2 separate regions of the Mus musculus genome follow, and region 2 is linked to region 1. A link is a loop called in an ENCODE intact Hi-C map of the cell type or tissue named here. Cell type or tissue: left cerebral cortex. All regions are shown on one strand. Each heading gives the region's core, and the rest is flanking DNA. Links, peaks and the distances in the headings are about the cores only. Region 1 holds the start of Clca4a (chloride channel accessory 4A). Region 2 has its middle 31 kb from the start of Clca4b.

Region 1 (11,929 bases), core at 3,673-8,672:
TGAGGGGGAAGTGAACAGGGGTCCAACCCCTAGACAAGAAACTATTTGCAAATGATACAAGTGGACAGAGAAAGGACCAACTTTTTTCTTTTCTTTTCTTTTCTTTTCTTTTCTTTTCTTTCCTTTTCTTTTCTTTCCTTTTTTCCTTTTCCTTTTCCTTTTCCTTTTTTCCTTTTCCTTTTTTCCTTTTCCTTTTTTCCTTTTCCTTTTCCTTTTCCTTTTCCTTTCCCCTTTCCCCTTTCCCCTTTCCCCTTTCCCCTTCCCCTTCCCCTTCCCCTTCCCCTTCCCCTTCCCCTTCCCCTTTCCTTTCCTTTCCTTTCCTTTCCTTTCCTTTCCTTTCCTTTCCTTTCCTTTCCTTTCCTTTTTGTTTATTTGTTTTGATATTTGTCTTGGGGTGTTTTCTGTTGTTGTTTTTTTTTTTCAAAGAGCGACAGAAAACATGAATTAAAGAGGGTAAAAAAGTGGGAGGGGCTTGGGGGAAAGGAAAGAGGATAAAATATATTTCAAGAAAAATGCTTAATAGAAACGGGGGGGGGGGCAGAAGGATGATTCTTAACTAGAAGAGACTGATATGTTTGTTTTACCAAGGTTATTGGTCTTGCAGAGGTAAAAGTAAAAAGAGAGAAAATAAAAAGACCCAAATATGGCGGATAACCCCAAGGAACAGTGTTTCCAGGAAGCTCTCTTTCTTGCAGACTCAGCAACATGCATGCACATATGAACTCCCAGAAACTGAAAGCATAAACAAGTTTTCCCGGCACTAAAAGGGGAAGTATCCATGGGGTCCCACCCCTAAAAAGGAAGCTATGTGAATAGACACCTGCTGACAAAGGGAAAAACCAGTTTCCCCAATGAAGTTTACTGGGCATATTAACCATACTCTAGGGCAGGCTTTATGCCTGGGGTGAACACTATGGTATCTCTGTGGACATTTTGTTTGGGCATTTTTTGTCTTACTGGTCTTTTGCTCCTTTGTTTTTATTCTTGCATTTTTGTGGGGGGGGTTGGACCGTCTTGTGCTTTGGGTTTTGATTTGAACAAGAGATAGAGAACATAAAGTGGGGAGGTGGAGAGGTGGGGAGAGAGAAAGCATGACCAAAATATATGTGAAAAATTTTTTTAATAAAACAAACTTTTTGTCTGATAAGGAGGCTGCATACGGCTCTGATGCTCCCCAATCTCTTCCCATTGTTTCTTGACTCTCAGTAAGCTTTGTGGTCATTTTCTTCAAGGCCAGACATGCTGTAATGAGTAAAAGGAACTGAAGTATGTACATGGAAGACAGCATGCTTATAATCCCGCGAATTCTGTATGTATTAGTGAGCTATTGCCTCTGGCCTGTAAATGGCATATGTGACCTCAGAATCTTTCTCTCTCTGTCAGAGGACAGGACGGCTGGAGTGAACTAACGTATGAGATCTACATCTGAACTCCATATGAGAGCCTAGATCTGCCAGAGCTGGTCACTTCTTCCCATATCTTGTGAGCCGTGATAAAATCCCAGCAGGTTATGCGCTGTTTTTCTCGCTTCTCCTGAAGGCAGACTTTATTAGAAACTGATGACTATTTCAAAAATAGCTGTTTTCCCTCCCCTGCTTGCAGAGTGAGGTGGTTACCACCAGCATTTTCTGTGACAAATTGGTTAGGTTTCCCCAAGTAAAACTCACAAAAACTGGGTGCCGCCAGGACTGGATCATCCTGAGCCTCCAAGTCTTGACCAATCCAGTTCAGGTCTTCCTGACCTGTCACTGCTCTATAACCAGTGTCATACAGAAGACAAGCCAGTACTCACTAAACACTAGGCCGGCACGTCTGCAGAGTCCTGTCTTTAATTCACTTTTGTCTTTCTGAAGCAGATTTTATTATCCTTACCGTGTTGTCCAGGAAATGGACCGACAGAGAGGCTAAGTAGAACAATCATGTTCACCCAGTTACTGACAAAGGTGGGGTTGGACTCAGCCCAGAGAAAACCATTGTTCTTTACAGAGTCCCCACCAGCATCTGCAAGTTCCCATCTCCTTTCAGAAACAGTCAGGAAAACAAAGTATGAACACCAGATTTCCTCATTTAACATAGCTGTGAACACCATGAATATGAGCAATCACTATTTTGAAAGAAAGCATTGTTTTTAAAAGACATACTTTATGTATAGTGATATCATTTACACATTAAATAACTGTAACAAAATAACTCGATCTGGTTTTAGACAGAACAGAATGGGAGAGCTTTGCAAAAACCTTTCCCATCCCAAAACAAATGTATTTTTTTAAAAAACAAAAAACAAAACAAAAAAACCCCACTTTTTCTAACTCAGTCAGTGTGACAAATGCACACAGTGACTAATTGTGGCTAATTCCTAGTCCACTGATGGACAACATAATGAACAGGCAAGCCCAATCACGACCTCAAAGGAGTCACCTGTTCTCCTGTAACACAAGCATGGTTCTTACTACTTCATTGCACAAAAAGTTGAATTTACTTACATACCACGGGGGGGGGGGGTGAGGTGGGAGAAACATATGACAGTTGAAACTAGAAAAAATATTAGTTTTCTATCATCTTTCATAACTCCCGCAGCCTTTTGATGGAGTGAAGGAAAACACTCTAATTATAAAATAATTCTGCACCATTGGGGAGACTACGTAACTCTGCTCACTCTCGTTACCAATCAGACGGAATCTGCGCTATGGTGCCCACCAGAGTAAATGCTTTGGGATCTAGATCTTTGTTAGATTTTTAGCTAGGAGGAGTAGAAGTGCAGGCGATTTCTTCATCTATGACATTCTGGCTTCTTTTTTTAAGCACCAATCTGTTATCTGCCAAAATAGAACAGAACGGAACAGGGTAATAGAATAATCTTAGTCTTGCCCAGTCTTTATGACTCAGCCTAAATCCCATTGCCCTCCAACTCTGTCACCAGCCCTGACTCACCCAAGACGTTAGTAACTGGGGTGTGTCTCCTGTCTGCATCCACTTTGCTATCATTCACTTTTATTACAACACTCATATGCCTGTGTGATAGGCCTTCATAGGCCAATCTTCTTCACTGATGTGCGTGTCCCCCGTGGGAAAGGATGTTCTATCTCCCGAGCTTATTACAAAGCATGTCCTCCATAAATACCTAAGGGATCACTATGCAGACTGCATGACCAATTCAGTTAGACTTCCTCACACAGGGAGAAGTCCTCAGACAGGAATTTTGATTTCTCGTCAGTTTCAGAAGTCTTCATGGCAATCTAAGATAAAATATGTGATAATTTTGTTTTTTTCTGAGACTTTTATCATTGACTTTGATAGCCTTCATCACATACATACAGGGTTTGACCGGCTATGAGCCAAATTTCTCCCAGAGAAAATGATGTACAGCGGAGGAATGTAGTATAAAAGGTACTGCTGGAATCCTGCCTCGGCCTTTAGAATGAATGGTATGAGGTGGGACATAGCATTGGGTGAAGGTCAAAGACTAATGATCTCTGGCTTTATAACTCTTTCTGACTATTTTGTGCTAATAAGTGTCTCTCTAGTTAAAAGACCTTTCCCTGGTCAGGCAAGAGGTTTGGAACTTGTGAACTCTTTGTGAACCAGAGAGAGAAGGAAGGAAAAGAAAAAAAAATCTTTTGCACAGACAACATGCAGACATACACACACATTCATACACACACACACACACACACACACACACACACACACACACTGGTCAGGCCCAACTACCTGTCTCATCAACTCCACAAGTGTCATGCATACTTACATGTATACACATATACCTACACACATATACATAAGCATATGTATAGACAAACAGACATATACATTTGGTGGATGGGGCCGAGCCCCCAAGCCACAGTGTATGCCTTCTCTCTAGCCTTCTTAGATCTTCTTAGACAAAGTTCTTTGGAAATTTACCTCATAGATAAAATATTACACAAAAGGGGAGTTACAGAAGGATGTTGATAGTTAAGTTCAAAGCAATGGTTTATTCTGTAAGCTCATTATAAGTTCAAAGCAACAGTTTCACATGGCCACATTTTACCATAGTGCACACCTTGGCCTCAAACGAATGTTTTTCCTTGATTACAAATTTGTCCTAAGCCTACCTCTCTTGTAGTGTAATTGTGAAAGTGCATTGTATTCCTTATTATGCAGCCTTTACTTACTATTCTATGAGGAGTAGGCACATTCTATTCTTGATTCCAATTTTATTATATCTTTTTGGCAAAACAACTAAAACCATCTCTTAAAACTTTCTTTCTAAAATTATTTGGTGGGCTGATGCCCAGGAACCATTTGGCTATGTAATAGTGTCAGGAAAGGCATCTCAGCAGCAAGAAGCAATCCTGGGATGAAGTCTCTAAGACTGCATTCTTAAGGCTCACCCATCACAGGCTATGCAAAACGATGGGCGATCTCCAGAAACTTTACTCAGTTGCCTTAGTCTTTCCTCAATGGCTCTGACAGGAAATGAGATGGCTTAAGTCAGATCAAGGTGTACACTTTGTTCTCAGTCCTACTGGGTACATGGCTGAGCAACATAGTAAGGCTCAGTTTTCTCATTTGTAAAGGGGGGAGATGGCATCTACTTGTGGTGCTGTGCTGAGGACTAAGTTATTGTGTGAGTGCACCACATGCACTACATGGCATACAATAAGTGCTTGGTAAATATCATTTGATAATTAAGACATTCTGTCTTAGTCTGGAATCACCATAAGCAACCTGAGACAAAGATTCCCATAAAGGCAATTTACTAATTTATGAGAGGAAAGACAGTATGTGTGTGAAAGAAATAAAGTGACCGAAGTGACGCAGCAAGCAGGAACTTGGTGACAGACAGTACCACACAGATCACATGGATTGGCCCACAGGGATCTCTACTACATTTAAGAAATTGTTTTAGCCAGAGACAAGGGCCCTCATATTTCACACACTGCAGAAGACCAGCTCTGCAGATAGGAGCTGATTTCTGGTTCTGCGAATGAAGCCGCTTCATTAGCACAAGATCCATTCTCTTCAGAAGAACCCAAGCCCTGGTCACTCAAGCATTGCAGGCATGGGCAGGGAGAAGAGGCTGCATATTAGAATATAAAAGGGATTTGAAGATATTTGGGTGGAATACTACCTTCCAAGATGTAACTAACACAGCACAACATACCTAGTCATATTCAGTACGCAAAAAGACAGACGTGGGTGCAAATCCTGTTTCCTGGTTAACCAAACATGGATGCTTGATTGTACACCTCCGAGTCTGTATTTCACCATTTGAGAAGGTGGATGGAGGTACTTTAAAGAGTAACTGAAAAGTGAGTGAGTTCATGTGAACAACTCTCAGAGGTCAGTTAGACTCAGGTGAGATAAACAAAGAATGCATTGTACAGATCGAGGTGAACAGTAAAGCTCTTCAAACAAACCCTACTTAAGGCAATTTTTGTTCTGAGAATAAGGTCTTATTGTCTTTTCATTCTTCCAATTATATGATAAGAATTTAAGAGTCATAAGTCACAATATTTCTGTAGCAGCCACTGAGTTTACAGCTTCAAAGAAGAAATGGGCACTCTATGCTCAGAAAACAGTAATAGAGAAACCAGGGAGTCAGGAGAAGTGGAGGTGATCAACAACCATGAAATGGGATCAGCCTGGCATAAAAGTCATGGTCTTCAGTCTGTTTTGCCACTAAGTCAGCTATCATTCCTTGGACCTCAGCGTTCTCAACTACAAATCAGTTTTGGTTGAAGTAGCCAATTAAGGCTTGTTATACTGTGTGGCTCTCCAGCCTTATTTACATCTTCTTCCCAACCTCCTATTGGAGAGAACAAAAGAAAACACCCTTCCTTTGTCCTGCAAAGGATAGGGAAATACAAAGAAGGGAATGATAGGCTGGTTGCACAGGGAAGGCTTCACAGCAAAATAGAATCAGCATCAGAAGCGAATGAGAAAGCTGCTGAGGAAAATGAGTGAGCCCAGGGGCTGGAGAGGGACGAGCACACCAGCAGCTCCTGCAGAGGACCTGGGTTCAGTGTCCAAGACTCACAGGGACGTTCACAGCCATCTGCAATTCCAGTTCCAGGAGATCCAATGCCCTTTTCTGACCTCTTTAGGAACCAGGCACACACATATATACATTCAAGCAAAACATTCGTATAAATAAAATAAAATAAAAATTTTAAAACGTACTACTTTTTTTAGTGTGTATTTAAGAGAATAATAATGACAGGGGATACTTTTCATAAAGTGTGAACAGACTCTTTCAGCAGGAGGAAAAATTTCTTGTTGGTAAAACTCGGGAATAAGACTAGAGTTGCGAGTTAGCACCGGATTGAAATGAATTCTGAAGTACAACATGTGCCAGCACTCGCTCATCACTCAGAGATGTAGGAAAGCAAGTCACCAGTGCTGGCTTCAGACTACAGAGCTCTGGAAATAGATCCCCCTCAGCTGGTCCGGGTTCAGTGTGTAGGTTTAAATGAAGGATCAAGAAAGAATTTCCGTACTTCCTCATAGCATAGAAAACATTTGGACAGGATAATTCCGGATTAATATTTTTGAGATGGGTGGATGGCTCCATCCCTCAACAGGGGGCCAGGCCTAACCACTGCATATGGTCTCTACAGATTCTCTCTCCCCTTTGTTGGGTGCTTTGGCTAATGTCATCCCTGTTGGGTCCTGTGAACCTCTTGGGTCCCTGGCATCTGGGCAGGTGGCGCTTACAGGGTAACTTTAGCTCTTACAGTATGTTTCTGGCATATTCATTTTTCTATAAGGAAGATATAAGGAGCTTTTTCATGATAGATTTGACATGGGTAAATACAAATATGTTTCTTTTATGGTTCTTCAGAGAAAATTATTGTTGATCCAATAAAATGTCTGAGATACAAAGTGAACAGACTAGGGAATTGCTTTTTAAAAAAAGTAAAGATATGCTGTTTATCTAAATTGGCAGAGGTCAGACATCCTTCTAAATATCTGTATATACCCATAGAGAAATGCCATGCTCAGCCTAGCTCAGAGAAGCCTTCCGCTGCAGTGACTAGAGAGAATACAGGGACTTGTGGCTACTTAAAGTGCTGAGAGTGCATGCTGGTTGAAGGTTCAGACCTAAATAAGATATTACACTGTCCCCTCAAAGGGTCAGGGAACACCACAAGAGGGGACATAAGGAATGAAGCAGCTGGTTATGAAATCATTCCTTCAGAGCATGACACAGACATTGTAATCAAAATCTAACAGGAGATAGGGCTGCCTGCACAGGGTGTCACAAGATTGGGCCTGTCAATCAAGGATCAGGGAGGGGCTCAAGGGGCTTTGCTTTCTGGGCTAACTATAGGCTCTTGATGCTTTCTCATGGAGAGGCTGTCACTGTTTTCAGTTGTATACTCATGACGAGCTCACTGGCCTCCAACATAGATTCCTGAGCCATGGCCTCATAGATGGCCCTAACTGAACTTAGCAGGTCACAAAGCAAAAAAAGATGTGCATGTAGCTATGCCAGAAAGATTTTGCTGACAGGACCCTGATATGGCTCTCTCTTGTGAGGCTATGACAGTGCCTGGCAAATACAGAAGTGGCTGTTCACAGTCAGCTATTGGATGGAACACAGGGCCCCTAACGAAGGAGCTAGAGAAAGTACCCGAGAAGCTAAAGGGGTCTGCAGCCCTATAGGTGGAACAACAATATGAACCCCCCAGTACCCTCCCTCCTACCCACTAGAGTTCAGTCTGTAGCTGCATATATAGCAGAGGAGGGCCTAGTCGGCCATCAATGGGAGGAGAGGCCCTTGGTCTTGCAAAGATCATATGCCCCAGCACAGGGGAATGCCAGGGCAAGGAAGCAGGAGTGGGTGGGTTGGGGAGCAGGGTGGAGGGAGGGTATAGGGGGCTTTAGGAATAGCATTTGAAATGTAAATAAAGAAAATATCTAATAAAAGAAAAGAAGAAAAACATGCATGTAGCAACCGGACTTGTAGGGAGGTAGGGAGAGAGGGTGACTGGAGATGTGGGAAAAGAAAACAGAATGGGTTATGTGTGTTCTTTCAAAGATCAAATTCAGTTATTTAAATTCTATGTTGTGTATCCTTCCTCAACAGTGACGAGCAAAGTATGACGTTGAAAAACAAGTTCTATTCCTATATAGTAGGGATGGTCTGTTTGTTTGCTTGCTTGTTTACTGTGATAACTCGACTTTATCAAATCTCCTTAAATGTAGGAGATGCTTTACAGCCTTGTGTTTCAAGCTCATTTTACCTAGCATTTTATTTATATCATTATTGTATAGATGACAGAGAGAATAGGTAATAAGTGATTTGCTCTTTAAAATGCAGGCAGGGCTCTAGAATGGATAAACATTTTATTGTGGTTTTATTTTATGATCCTATTCTATAAAAATAAGAAAGTCTTTGTGTATGCTTAGGAAATTAACTGAAAATGGGAAGCAGCATATTGTGTCTCAAGAAGAAAGGATGCTATGTATTTTATAATTTTCTGATCACTTTAAACAATACCAAACAAAAAACTGTTATGTAACCTGGCTATGTGTATCCTATACATGAACATTGACCTTTAAACAGTCACCATCCCTCAATGAGCTAACAGGTGATGTTTAGGAGTATATATAGACCTGCCAAGAGACACAGAGAAACAAAGGCCTCTGGGTGACCAGGCTGGAATGATGGCTTTCTCCAGAGGGCCTGTTTTCCTCCTCCTCCTCCTGTACCTGCTTTGGGGGTCAGACACTTCCTTGATAAGGCTGAATGAGAATGGTTATGAAGACATCATTATTGCCATTGATCCTGCTGTGCCAGAAGATACAACAATAATTGAACACATAAAGGTAAGAAAATCAGGCTTTCTCCTATTTGAGTTATGAAGAATAAAAATGTTAATAGTAATAGTAAGAGTTACTGTGAAAACCTCTGAATGCTTTGAGAAGTTTGAAAACAGAGCAGACAGTTTTAGAAGGCATGGAGTGAGATGAAGGCTCTAACACATTCCAGATGAAGGTTCTAGAGGTTCTAGAAGAGATATGATCTTCTCACCTTAAGATCAAAGACAAAGCAGAGAGCCTCTGTGATCTCAGCCTCCTTGTCTGTCATTTAGAAGTTGGATTCTCATTCTGTTTTTGTAATTTTTTTAATTATTGTGCATGCATACACATATGCTTGTTGAACCATTGAGGAAAGAGAAGTAACTGAAAAGAGAAAGGAAATATAGGTATGCCTTCTTTTCCAGGACATCAGTAATATCAGAGTGAGTGGGAGAGTAGGTATGAGGTTAGTAGGTTACTGTGGAGCACGCTGCCTCAGAAGAGCAAGGCAAAGCAGAGCACAGCTGTAATAGGCAAGAGTGTAAGTCACTGTTTCCTGCAGGGAAGCCCTCAGAGAAGCCCCACTGATGATATGACATGTGAGCAGACGCCAAGACGAGAGCCTTATGTGGGTAATAGCAGGTCACATAATCAAGGAAACAGTGAATAAGCTGGAGGAAGGGTGTCTGTCTTACACTGAAGCTGGGAGAGGCTTATGCACAGAGGCAGAGCCCAGAGCTTTGGAAAGTAATGAGACTCCATGAAAGAGCTTAGTGGAGGATGTGGACCCTTTGGGGTCTATTCTATGACCGCTCTGTCTACCTGAAACCATAGAAGGCTCACTCATATCACATCACTGTATGAATGTAGGATAGGGGTGAAGAAGGAGCCAGGCTGTGGTTATGAACAGGAGTGTTGACTGGGACAAGGTATGAGGAGTGATTCAAGTGATGCTGAACATATTTGGAAAGCATGAAAGACAACACTCTTGTGAAATGTTAAGAGGCAAGGCAAACTTTCCAACTTTGGCTTAACTACTTGTAGAGAACTTTCATCAGCTGGGAAGGGAAACTATAACAAAGAGCTGTGCCTGGGGAGGAGGAGCTAGCTCGAGGTGGTTACAGATTGAAGTCCTTTTTGGCATCCATGACATCTGAATTCATGGGGAGATGTAAAATGTGTACTTAAGTGAAAATTAGAGTCGATCAGTGTGTGGAGGGTGTGAGCCCACCAAGTGGTTGCAAACAGAGGGAGAGGCCCCCTCACTGATCTTAGGACTTTAGGTTGCTAAAGTCTCTTCCAACCCCAACATTCCATGTAAAGACTGCCATTTCAGCTACATGATCATTTCTCCCATCCTCAGGAGCAACATCCACAACTTCTACTTGGTTTGGGGTCATCCCCATTGGGATCAGTGCTCGTTGTTGAGTTCCCTACTGGGCATGACCTGAATTATCCTTATGATTTCAGTTGGCTTCCACTTGTCATGCATTCTCTGTCAACCACCCAGCAGCTCAGAGGTGTCACTACCTGGTGTCCTTTGAGCAATTAAAAAAAAAAAAAGATACAATCTTGGTGTTCAGGAATAAATGGTTGGCTTCAAATGTTTTTGAATTCAGAAAATGGATATTTGATAAAGAGTTTTTTAGATACATAAAAGATTTCTCAGTGTAGTCTTCTATTGAACATTAGAAGTAGAAATTCAATCCTTTGCCAACATGTCTGCAGTTTTGTAGGGTTTTTGTTCTGTTTTGTTTTGTTTTTGACACTTATCCTTTTACAAAGTCTTCATCAGGCAATTTTGTGACTTGCTATCATCTACTTATACACAGTGATTTTGAAAAACTCTTACAATTGATGGCTTGATATTCTCCATTTTTTTAAAGTTTCCTTTTTTATTTTGTGTTCAGGATCCTTTTGGGTTTGAAACTTGACCACTTCTGCAAACACTGATATTTCATGGGTTTGTTTGTTTGTTTTTTTTAAATCTGAACATTATAGGAATTCTGGGAGGAATTTAGAAGGAAAACCAAAGGATTTCTGATTAGAAGACATTAAGAAACCATTATTAGGCACCTGGGTATCCCTGAAGATGAAAGGTACCTATGATGTCTCTGATAGTACTCCATGGCCTACAAAAATGCTACTAAGAAAGCCAGATGGGTCATGGAGACTCTCAAGGAAATGCAGTCCCTTGGAGTTATACAATACACAACCTACACAGTTGTGCACAGCAAGCCTATTTGTTGCGGGAAATATTAAAAAACAAAACAAAACAAAACAAAACAAAAAACCCCGCCAACTTTCTGGGGTGCCAGACCACACGTCTACGGTCCTGCCGGCCTTACGACTCTCTGCAGCTAACCACCACCATCACCATCACCACGACCACCACCACCACCCCTTATCCCCCCACCCCACCCCCCGAGGCATCTAGCTCACATGTCACAGGAGCCACTAATTCCCTCTCTGCTATAATCACCTATAACTAGCAGTCCCACACTCCAGTAACCAACCAAATAGATCCTCCATTCTAGCAGTTTGATAACCCAATACCCAGTTCTGGTAACAGACTGTTAAGCTTATATTTAACCAATTAGATTTATGTATCAATAAAATGACAATTTACAAAGTGCCAGTAAATAATTTTAGAGCCAACTGAAAATGATAATGCTTTAGCCCAATATTTCTAACCTTATGAAATTGTAGTTACTTGTGGCTGGTAAGAGCCAAGCGGGTGCACGATCTTCTTCTTCCGCTTACTGAGAACACGCCTGTCTCTCAACTCTTAGCTCCACCTCCCTTTTCCCTGTCCAATCACAGGCAATCCTGTACTAACGTAATTGGACAGGGAAAATTCTGCAATACCTACTAGTCCAATTCATAACTCAGTTTGAACCACTACCACTCTGTTCTCATGTACAGAGAGTACTCTCTTCCTGAAGCCTAAATATCTCTCGTTTTGAAAAGAGGCATCCAGGGAAACAGAGAATTATTTTATCCTCCTTCTGTGTGTGCTAAACAGCTTCTGAGCCACTGTAGAGTGGCCACATACTTCCTGCACTGGACCTTCATTCTCTGAACTCTGACACTGTGACTAATCTCGCGACTATTCACTAATCAGCTTGCTGACTCTTTA
Region 2 (11,929 bases), core at 2,683-7,682, 75 kb after region 1:
GAAAGAAAGAAACAAAGGAAGAAAGGAAGGAAGAAAGGAAGAAAGGAAGAAAGAAAGAAAGAAAAAGAGAGGGGAGGGAGGGAGGGAGGAAGGAAGGAAGGAAGGAAGGAAGGAAGGAAGGAAGGAAGGAAGGAAGGAAGGAAGGAAGGAAGTCACAAAGGGACACAACCCTGGAGATAGAAAACCTAGGAAAGAGATCAAGAGTCATAGATGCAAGCATCACCAACAGAATAAAAGGGACAGAAGAGAGAATCTCAGCTGCAGAGTATACCATAGAAAACATTGACACAATAGTAAAATAAAATGCAAAATGCAAAAAGCTCTTAACCCAAAACATCCAGGAAATCCAGGACACAATGAGAAGACCAAACAGAAAGATAATAGGTACAGAAGAGAGTAAGATTCCCAATTTAAAGGGCCAGTAAATATCTTCAATAGAATTATAGAAAAAAAAAACTTCTCTAACCTAAAGAAAGAGATGCCCATAAACATACAAGAGGCCTACAGAACTCCAAATAGATTGGGCCAGAAAAGAAATTCCTCCTGTCACATAATAGTCAAAACACCAAATGCACTAAACAAAGAAAGAATATTAAAAGCAGTAAGGGGAAAAGGTCAAGAAACATATAAAGGCAGACCTATCAGAATTATACTTGAATTCTTACCAGAGACTATGAAAGCTAGAAGATCCTCAGCAGATGTTATACAGATGCTAAGAGAACACAAATATCAGCCCAGGCTACTATACTCTCTATTACCATACACGGAGAATCCAAGATATTCCATGAAAAAACAAAATATGTTTCCACAAATCCAGCCCTACAAAGGATAATAGGTAGGAAATGCCAACACAAGGAGGGAAATTATACCCTAGAAAATGCAAGAAAATAACCTTCTTTTAACAAATCCAAAAGAAGAGAGCCACACAAACATAATTCCACCTCTAACAACAAAAATAACAGGAAGCAACAATCACTATTCCTTAATATCTCTTAACATTAATGGACTCAATTCCTGAGTAGAAAGATATAGACTAAAAGACTTGATATGTAAATAGGACTCAGCATTTTGCTGCATGCAGGAAACACATCTCAGTTTCAAAGACAGACACTACCTCAGAGTAAAGGTCTGGAAATCAATTTTCCAAGCAAATGGTCCCAAGAAACAAACTGGAGTAACCATTCTAATATCAAATAAGATCAACTTTCAACCAAAAGTTATCAAAAAACGACAAAGAAGGACACTTCAAACTCATCAAAGGAAAGATATACCAAGAATTAGCTGTCCAGCAGCCATGGATTAACTGGGTTACCTGAAAGGAAGGCTGGAAATGAAAAAGGACTGGGGTATGGGGGGGCTGAGAAAGGGATGAAGCCAAGACAAAGTTTCTGATCAAGGTTCAAAGTTAATTTTCAGATTTTCACCACTGTATTTATATAGGGAAAGCCCACAGACCCATACTTTGTTTCAGCTGGATTGAGTTACAAAGCAAGATCAGCAGGCAGTCAATTCCTCAAAGCTCCTGCAGGAAATTGCAAATGAGGCAAGGCCAGGGGACTCCAGGTAGGTCACAAAACCCTCATGGTTTTGTGTAGCCTATTTAAGGTTGGGGGAAGGGCACAATTCCCACTTTTTTGTTTAATAAAGGTCAGCTGGACAGGGTCAGAAGATTTACTTGTTTTCCATAATCCCCTCTAGAAAACAAAATGGCCAAGTGGCTGTGCCTGTCTTAGGTCTGCGTCTATATTGCTCCTTCTTACCTGTCATGGACTACAAACATGGTTTTTGATGTATGTCTCTGGCTTAGATCAATAGGAGATCAAGAACACTCTTACCTGGCTACCAGCCTTCAAAAGCACACTCTTTCCTATTCAGACCAAAGTCACAAAGGACATATGAATACATACTCAATGCATTTCTTCATTGCAAAGAATAACTGCCACGGTGAATAGCTGAGCTTGCTAAAAGCAATCCCTGTGTGAAGGCAACTGATCTGTTTAAGATACAAGGTCCAAAGTTAAAAGCAACAAAATTATAATTAATGGTCCATGCAGTGTAGAAATTAAATCTGTAAGCCATGGCTTAATTTACCAGGATTCAAAACCATCCCTGGTTCTGTCTTTTTTTTTTTTTTTTTTTTTTGATTTTCCTTTTAGCTAGTTCTTCTCAAACTTTAGCCATAGAATCCTTTACTGTTCTTGAATGATCGAAGTAAAAGTAGCATTCTTTATTGAGGGCTATACCAAATCCTCCCTATTGAAGGAATAAAAGATTAGGATCATATACACATGAACTAATGCTTGTTCAAAATTCAGATCCTATCCAATTTTATTCAATGCAAAATGCAACTTCATAACAAACTGCAATTAATTTCCAAATATGCCTGTGAAAAATGTTCAGATCTAGCCTTCTAAATAAAGACATTTCCTTTTTTCCAATATTGGATTGATTTCTAGGCCAGTCCATGATTGAGTCACAATAACTTATCACATTAAAGGAAAAAGACAAGGCATTATAACTTCTCCTTTGGATTAATTTTTCTAGGTCAATTTTCACAGTCTCCAGGTTCTCTGTTCCACAAGGTCTAAAAGATCAAAGCAAGGCAGCTTGTCTAATCTGGGATATAGGCAAGCAATGGTGGGTCAAGAAGATATATCCAATATATTTTTCCTGTCACCATTGTCAGGCTACTCATCAAGCTCATAGGTCAGCATCATTCTTTGTCCTGGCATCAGCATGTCACACCAATCACTCTGGCAGCTAGCACCCTCCTACAGCATCCTTTGGAAAAAAACACAAACATGCTCTCTTCCCCGTATTAAATATATGAATAGGATCATACTATATACCAGTAAGTAGATCCTTCCATTTCACATAGGCATAACTATGCCTAGTTGTAGGGTGCCATAGACACTCAGCAGAGAGTTACTTGGCATCCAAAATTTAAATTAAAAAAAGGCACGATTTAAATAATGTGGTATACAGGAATATAATCCCCCTTTTTTGTTTTTTATAAAGATATTGTTTTAAATTCCACAACATCTGCCCTTTAGAATTATAAAGAATCCAAGAAATATTGGTAATATTAAATTGTCTACAAAACATCTCAAATGCTGGAATATAATAGCAGTTCTATTATCTGTTTAATCTGATTTGGAGCATTAAGCATAGAAAAACAATGCAGGCAATTACTAATTATATTTTTAATTTCTTCTCCAATTAAAACAGTGGCAATTAGAAAGCCTAAAATGTTGTCAAGTCAGATGTACATACTTTAATTTTCCAAAATCAGAAATATGAGTACCATTCATTTGCAATAATTGATTAGGTGTAAGTCCTCAAGGAGTAACACTGTTATGTGTTATAGGTAGAAACTAGGACATTGAGGACAAGTGTTTACAATATGACATGGACATTCTCTAAAAGATACCAAATTATTGTCTCAAGTTATTACTATTTTGACGATGTAAAGAATAAGATTGTATGGCCAATTATACCTGTGTAAGGCCTATTGTCTGTCTGGTATACAAATCTGCTATGGCATTGCACTAAGGGGTCTGTCTAGGCAATCTAGTATGAGCTCTTACATGGCCTATAAAGTAAGGAACAGTGTGTTCTCTTAAATTGAGTTGTCTTTCCATAAATAATTACAAAATTTGAGAATTAGCAGTCTCTAAAAAAGGAACAGATTCAAGCAATTGTAAACCATAAGCTACATATTGGCTATCAGTATGCAAATTAAAAACCTTGAAATTTCAACATTTCAAAGACAATGGCTACAGCATGTAATTCAATTATTTGTGCTGAAGTAGAGGGAAACTCAAGAGAAAAAACATGTTATCCAGTTATGTATGTTGCTTTCCCATTAGATGAGCCATCTGTAAAAACAGTAAGTATACAGAGACAAAAACTTTTTTTACACAATGTAAGGCTATTAGCCCTTTCTTCAGGGAAAATTTTCCAATGATATTGCTTCGTGGGCTCTTTAAAATTACAAGCTCACTAAAAACAAACACTTTACAATCACCAGGATGCATAGGAACAGTATAAAACAATCATCCAAATCCATAATAATTCTATATGCATATCCTGGAATGGCAGCTAGAGTAGACAAGCCAGGCTGTAATGCCTTCATAAGTTCCTACTTTCATTAACAATTCATAAATCTTAAGTCTGAACTTTGTTTTAGATTAATGGAATAACCAATTCCTTGGAGGTGAGTGAATACATCAGCTCCAATGTCTATTAATCCTTCAAAGCCCTTTTCTAAAATTAGTATTTTAAGGTTAGCAGATACAGTTATAATGCCATGGGGAGAAGCAGCAGTAATTTTTGTTTCTCCCGCATAATCAAAACACCTGAATAGATCTACAATACTTTGATAATAATGGTGCTTCAGTCTAAAATAATCCCCAGGTCCCCAGAGGCAAGGGTCCAAAAACTCCTGTAAGCAGGGTTAGCAATTCAAAAGAAATGCCACACAAGCCCCCACTGATGCTGCTCTGAGCTTTGCATTAACTCAAATGCAAATATTTATGGTATCCCTCCCCAGCGCCCCCCCTCCCCAGCCCCCATGCAAGGCAGCAGCCACAGCCAGACCCTAATTGTATGATGGTCCAATTTCTGTCTCCAAAAATCCTACCAGCTGCTTTTAGCAGTCTATCCAAATATTGCTGAAATGGTTCATTGCCTTGTTTGATCCTAGATAAACTCCCACTGAGATGTCATTTCCAATCTTAGGGAGTTAAATTTGCTTCTCCTACTGTATCCAATAAAGTTTGTGTAAAAGAGGGCAGCAGGGCCATACTGTGTCCCACCTACTTTTAACTCTTTTATTATTCTTGCAATTGTCTCTACTTGCTTGATTTTTTTCTTCATTACAAATATGAGTGAGTTAGAATCCTGAGCCTGTGATAGAACTGCAAACTGCAGCCAATGGATCACTGGCATTTTAACTATAATTTTAAAGTTTCTCTTCCAATATTAGAACATAACTATAATTTTGGAAAGCAAAACTCAAACTCCAACAAACAATCCATTCTCTTTAAAATCAACACCAAGTGCATCATCCCCATGCTACAAAGTTTTTGGCTGCCAGTTCCAATATATGAATGCATGGCAGTGCAGCTTTTAATGCCTCATTAAAGAGATATTGTTTTAAATCCTATCCTTTATAAGCCTATTTTCTAGGATAAGAATTACATAAAATATTATCCCAAATTAGAAATGTCTTTAGAGACCTGCTTTCCTGGGTTGGCTCATGCCATATGTTGTCTAGAGTGACTCCCACCCAGAGTTACCAGTTTTAACTTTCTGTTACCAGTGCTACAATTTTTTAATCACACCCAACAAATTATAGGCCAACACTAGATAACCAAGACATGCAGAATATATTTATAATTTTAAAACCACTCAGAAACCAAAATGAAGTGACTACACACATGTTATATATTTAGACCGAACAAAATTTTTATTTCTATAGCTGTAATTTCAAGGGGAAAAAAAAAGCATCTTGTCACTTGCTGAACCCAAGAAACACAATTGCAGAGATTTTTCTAGGAGAAAACAGCCATCAGCTTACTTGCCCTAGAACTGGAGAAGCTTCCGGCACCTTTAAGAGCAGCTTTTCAGCTCCTGGCAGGGCTTCTGCTGTTATGCTTGACTCCTAGCTGAGGGTGCAGGGCAACTTACCTGGTTCTGCTGTGAAAATTGAGACTGCCAGCAGATTTCTTTTCAACATGAAACACAGAACCACAATCATTCAAACAATGAAACAAAAACAGATATAAATTGACAAGTGGACAGAGTGCTGCAGGAAAGACAGACAATAGACAGAGAAGGAAGAGAACTTGATGTAACCAGAACTAAGGAATCTCCAGTAAGAGCCAGAGAGGAAGCAGAGAGACTCCTTATTTCCTCCTGGCCCTAGGAGAGCTCTGACCATTTTCTTCTTTTATGCTAATGTGTCCTGGAAAGGGGAGAACTGTTTTTCAGGGACCCATTCTGTCTATCTCTCTCTCTCTTACTCTCTCTTTCTCATGTCATGTGTATATTTACCATTTCTACTTTTGGGAACCATGTACAGCATAAATCTACTTGAGCTCAAAATTTTTCTAACATCTGTTTTAAACCCTGTTCCTCTCCCCTGATGCAGCTCTTGGCCCCAGATAAATGCCTATATAGAATGCCACCTTCCCAATTGTGCTGCTACCCCTAGGTAAATTTGACATCTGGTTGACACTTGTTCAACCTAGCTGTATCCTCTGTACCTCCTTCAACAACAGCCTCCAAAAAATAAACTTTATAACTAGCACTAGCATTAATGCTGTTCTTTGCTTACCACTGGGCACAACCTGAAGGATCAAGCCAAGACAAAGTTTCTGACCAAGGTTCAAAGTTTAGTTTTCAGATTTTTACCACTGTGTTTATACAGGGAAAGCCCACAGACCTGACCCATCCTTTGAATCAGCTTAATTGAGTTGCAAAGCAAGCTCAGCAGGTAGTCAACTCCTCAAAGTTCCTGCAAAAAAAAATTGCAAATGCTATGATGCCAAGGGACAGCAGCTAGGTTCTAACACCAGCATGGGCTTGTTTAGCCCACTCAAGGCTTGGGGAAGGGCACACAAGAATAACTCTCAATTCTGAACATCTATGGTTCAAATGCAAAGGAACCCACATTCATTAAAGAAACTTTACTAAAAATCAAAGCAAACATTGCAACTCATACAATAATAGTGGAAGACTTCAACACCCCACTTTTAGCAATGGATAGATCATGGAAACAGAAACTAAACAGAGCACACTGAAACTAATGAAAGTTGTGAACCAAATGGATTTAACAGATATCTATAGAACATTTCAACCTAAATCAAAAGAATATACATTCTTCTCAACACCTCATGCATGGTACCTTCTCCAAAACAGACCATATAATAGATCACAAAACAGACCTCAACAGATACAAGAAGATTGAAATAATCACATGCATCCTATCAGATCACCACAGACTAAGGCTTGTCTTCAATAACAACAACAACAACAAATAACAGAAAGTCCACATACACATGGAAGCTGAGCAACACTCTACTCAATAACAAGGAAGGTCAAGGAAGAAATAAAGAAAGAAATTAAAGACTTTTTAGGATTTAATGAAAATGAAGGCACAACATACCCAAGCTTATGAGACACAATGAAAGCAATGGTAAAAGGAAAACTCAGCTCTGAGTATGTCTCCAAAGAAACTGGAGAGAGCATGCACTAGCAGTTTAACAGCACACCTGAAAGCTCTGAAACTAAAAGAAGTAAGTATACCCAAGAGGAGTAGACTACAGGAAATAAGCAAATTCAGGGCTGAAATCAACCAAGTAGAAACAAAAAAGAACTATGCAAAGAATCAACAAAACCAGGACCTGGTTCTTTGAGAAAATCAACAAGATAGATAAACCCTTAGCCAGACTAAGCAGAGGGCACACAGATACTATCCAAATTAACAAAATCAGAAATGAAAAGGGAGATAAAACAACAGAAACTGAGGAAATTAAAAAAACACCAGATCCTACTACAAAAGACTATATTTAACAAAACTGGAAAATCTGGATGAAATGGACAATTTTCTAGACAGATACCAAATACCAAAGTTAAATCAGGATCAGATAAACCATCTACACAGTCCTATAACCCCTAAAGAAATAGAAGCAGTCATTAAAAGTCACCCAACCAAAAAAAAAAAGCCAAGGACCAAATGGGTTTAGTACAGAATTCTATCAGGCCTACAAAGAAGATCTAATACCAATACTCTTCAAACTATTCCACAAAATAGAAACAGAAGGAACACTACCCATTCATTCTATGAAGCCACATTTTTGCCATGTATTCTCCCTTCAAAATGGAAAGGTTTCTGTCTAATCAGGAACTTGTCACAATTTCCTTTCTTGGAGGACTTCATAAGAGATTTTTTTCTACTTCTACCACATTTAAGATTCCAAACAGATTTTTAAAACTGGTTGTGTTCATATTACTTTTAGTTTCAGAAGATATCATGTATATATAAGAGGCATTTAACAATTATAAATTATTTGGATGACTTAAAAATATCAATACTGAGTTGTATATTTTAAAATAAATTTTATTGGTTTTAAAAAAACAACCATAGGATCTGTTTTGGGTGTTGACCATCTTTGTTTTGAATTTCAAGTTTTGAGAAAGGGGTAGGCAGACTAAGGTGGGTGTGGTGGGAGGTGAGGAGAGTCTGGGAGGAACTGAGGATGGGGGAGAATATGATCAAATATATTGTTTAAATTTACTGTATGAAAAAAAATAAATATAAAAAAGAACTTGATGTTGTTCACATGAAGTACCAGTGATGCACCTAAAATGGAAGTTTTTAAAAAATAAAATCTAAAAACTGAAGCCCTGAGGGCCAGCAGAAAGAATGAAAACAGGCAACCTTTGAGGCAGGAAGTGGGGATCCCTCAAGAATGTACCAGAGACCTGGGAGGTGAGGGACTCAAAGTGAGGGACCTTAGATGAAGTGCCTTACAGTGGGGAGAGGGAACTTATAAAGCCCACCTCCAGCAGAAAGAAAGGGCAAGTGAGGGATGGAGTTGCCATCCCACAGTCAAAACTCTGACCCATAATTGTTCCTATCCAAAAGAATTGCAGGGACAAAAATGGAGAAGTGCTGAGGAAAAAGAAGGTCCAGGGACAGGCCCAAAGTGAGATCCAGCTTAAGTTGGGGCCCCAAGGCCTGACACTATTACTGAGGCTATGAAGTACTCACAAAAAGGGACCTATCATGACTGCCTTCTGAAAGGCCGAACAAGCAGCTAAAAGAGTCAGATGCAGATATTTGCACCCAACCAGTGGACAGAAGCTGCTGACCCCTGTTGTTGAAAGCTGGAAGAAGCTGAGGAGGAGGGCAACCCTGTAGGAGGACCAGCAGTTTCAAATACCTGGACCCCTGAGATCTCTCAAACACTGACCACCAACCAGGTAGCATACACCAGATGATATGAGACACCCAACACATATACAGCAGAGGACTGCCAGATCTGGGTTCAGACAGAGGTGTACCTAACTCAAGAGACTGGAGGACCCAGGGAGTGGAGAGGTCTGGTGGGGTAGGGGTTGGAGGGGTAGGGACATTCTTGTGAAGACAGGGGAGTGAGGAGGAGGTATGGGATGGGAAATAGTGAAATGGTGGACCAGGAAGGGGGTAAAAAACTGGAGTGTACAAAAACAAAAAACAAAAAAAACAAAGATTAACTAAAATTTAAAAAAATAATAATGAAAGACAAATAATAGTAGTAAAAAATAAATAGATAAATAAAAATCCAAAAACTAATATTCTAATTGAATTGTTAAATCTGAAAATCACAAGGAGAGAGACCAAGGCCATGAGTGTCCAATTTAAGCAAGTTTTATTTAATACTGGCCATGAAGATAAACACTGGTCATGCCCATACTCAGAATTCCCAGAGATTTGTGCTAGTCAGGTGCTCTTAAAGGCTGAACTCACAAAACTATGGCACTTCCTGCTGTTGTCCCTTTGGGGACAAACATATACCCTGATGTGCTTCCTGCCTATGTACCTCCCACCTATGTGTGACCAGGCATATCCTATGCAGTTGGGGCAACCAAATTTGCATATGAAGTGAAAATATGTGACTTGTTATCCTACATGAGCAACAGCCCCAGCATTCCAGAAAGTTGTCTGCCCATGGCTAGGTGGGGCTTACAGGGTAACTTTAGTTCTTACAGTATGTTCCTGGCATACTCATTTTTCTATAAGGAAGATATAAGGAACTTCTTTATGATAAATTTGACATGGGGAAGTACAAACATGTTTCTTTTATGGTTCTTCAGAGAAAATTATTGTGGGTCCAATAAAATGTCTGAGACAAAATGAACTGAAGAGGAAATTATTAACACAGTAAAGATACGCTGTTTATCTGAATTGGCAGAAGTCAAGCTTCCTTCTAAATATCTATGCACACCCATAGACAACTGCCATGCTCAGCCTAGCTCAGAGAAGCCTTCTGCTGCAGTGAGTAGAGAGAAAGCAGGAACTTGTGGCTACTTAAAGTGCTGAGAGTGCATGATGGTTGAAGGTTAAGACCAAAATAAGATATTACATTGTCCACTCAAAGGGTCAGGGAACACCACAAAAGGGGACAGAAGGAATGAAGCAGCTGGTTATGAAATCATTCCTTCAGAGCATGACACAGACATTGTAATCAAAATCTAACAGGAGATAGGGCCGCCTGCACAGGATCTCACAAGACTAGGCCTGTCAATCAAGGATCAGGGAGGGGCTCAAGGGGCTTTGCTTCCTGGGCTAACTACTGGTTCTTGATGCTTTCTCATGGAGAGGCTGTCACTGTTTTCAGTTGTGTACCCATGATGAGCTCACTGGCCTCCAACATTGATTCCTGACCCATGGCCTCATAGATGGCAATAACTGAACTTAGCAGGTCACAAAGCAACAAAAAGATGTGCATGTGGCAACCAGACTTGTAGGGAGGGTGGGGAGAGGGGATGACTGGAGAAGTGGGAAAAGTAAACAGAATGGGTTATGTATCTTCCTTCAAATATTAATTCAGTTAATTAAAAATGTTTACAGATAAAATAAAATTTTTAATTACTTAGTTAATTAACCTAAACTTTTCAGTTAGAGCATCACAAAACACACAAAGACTTCTGAGAAACTGTGTCAACCAAGAGGAGCCTAGGAAATGCACAATTTAACATAATATGAAAAGCTTGTTGGGACTCTAGAGCAGCAAAAAGACATTCAGAATTAATATACCAGCAACAACTCGATGGTTTGATAAATGGAACACACTAACATTAAGATATCACTACTAAGGAAAACTTGGTTGGGGCAGACAAAGGCTTTCTGCACTATCTCCACAACTTTTCTTTTTTCTTTTTTCTTTCTTTATTTGTTTGTTTGTTTGTTTGTTTATTATTAGACATCTTCTTTATATACATTTCAAATGCTATCCCGAAAGTTCCCTATACTCTCCTTCCGCCCTGCTCCCCTACCTACCCACTCCCACTTCTTGGCCGTGGCATTCCCCTGTACTGGGGCATATAAAGTTTGCAATACCAAGGGGCCTCTCTTCCCTGTGATGGCAGACTAGGCCATCTTCTGCTACATATGCAGCTAAAGATATGAGCTCTGGGGGTACTGGTTGTGGGAAGCCACATGTGCCATTGCAGGGTGGTGCTGGCTACCGCTGGCCACCACGCATAAGTTTGGGTAAAAACCCAATGTGTACATATGCAGTAAAGTTTTTTTGCCAAGATGAGGTTTTGAGAATTAACCAATCAGATGAGAGACATGTTAACCAATCAGATGAGAGACATATTAACCAATCAGATGAGAGACATGTTAACCAATCAGATGAGAGACATGCAAATGAGGTGGTAAGCATAACCAATCCGGGTGTGGGATACGCCTCTCCTAGGCCTATATAAGCAGCACCAGTTCTGGGCTCAGGGTCTTTTCGCCTCTGCAATCAAGCTCTCCCAATAAACGTGTGCAGAAGGATCCTGTTGTGGCGTCATTCTTGCTGGCGAGTCAAGCGTGCACAAGAACTGGTTAGTTCATATTGTTCCACAACTTCTCTATTGCTTTTTAACCCTTGTAAAGTTAGAAGCGATTTTTGTCTGTGTGTGTTCAAAGAGTGTGATTAAGGCACACAAATAAGAGCATAGTCTGCATGCTTATAAAGGAAGTTTGAGTTCTTATGAGGCTGAAGGGCTAAGACCCCACAGCTCAACTCACCATAGCCACTTAACCCCAGGGGTTCATCTATTCTCAAGGCCATTTTCCTCACCTGTTCAACAAAGTTAATACCTGTCCTGTCTCATTGTTCTGAGTAGCTATGTGTATTATTGGCATGATAGAACACTATCACCAAAA

Evidence for each region. A loop is a pair of places that touch in the nucleus more often than their neighbours do. Peaks named below come from ENCODE experiments on the same cell type or tissue, not always from the same donor. Only the 100,000 strongest peaks of a DNase experiment are listed, where the experiment ranks them.
Region 2: it touches region 1 in a loop (2.0-fold over the local background); 1 of 42 quality-filtered maps calls a loop at or near these places.

What each region holds. Positions count from the first base shown.
Region 1 is chr3:144,971,738-144,983,666 of GRCm38, reverse strand. Clca4a (chloride channel accessory 4A) reads left to right here and starts at 8,622. Exons shown (of 14, transcript NM_207208.3): 1 at 8,622-8,817. The coding sequence starts at 8,653. It overlaps Gm35066 (a long non-coding RNA gene), which reads right to left. Exons shown (of 4, transcript XR_376167.3): 2 at 11,485-11,929; 3 at 2,932-3,236; 4 at 1,104-2,816. In left cerebral cortex, for the core only: no CTCF peak of the experiment used is centred there; a DNase peak (open chromatin) is centred at 6,370.
Region 2 is chr3:144,895,586-144,907,514 of GRCm38, reverse strand. It overlaps the pseudogene Clca4c-ps. Among named protein-coding and RNA genes, the nearest start is that of Clca4b, 31 kb to the left of the region's middle. In left cerebral cortex, for the core only: no CTCF peak of the experiment used is centred there; DNase peaks (open chromatin) are centred at 5,262 and 5,591; H3K27ac peaks cover 598 bases.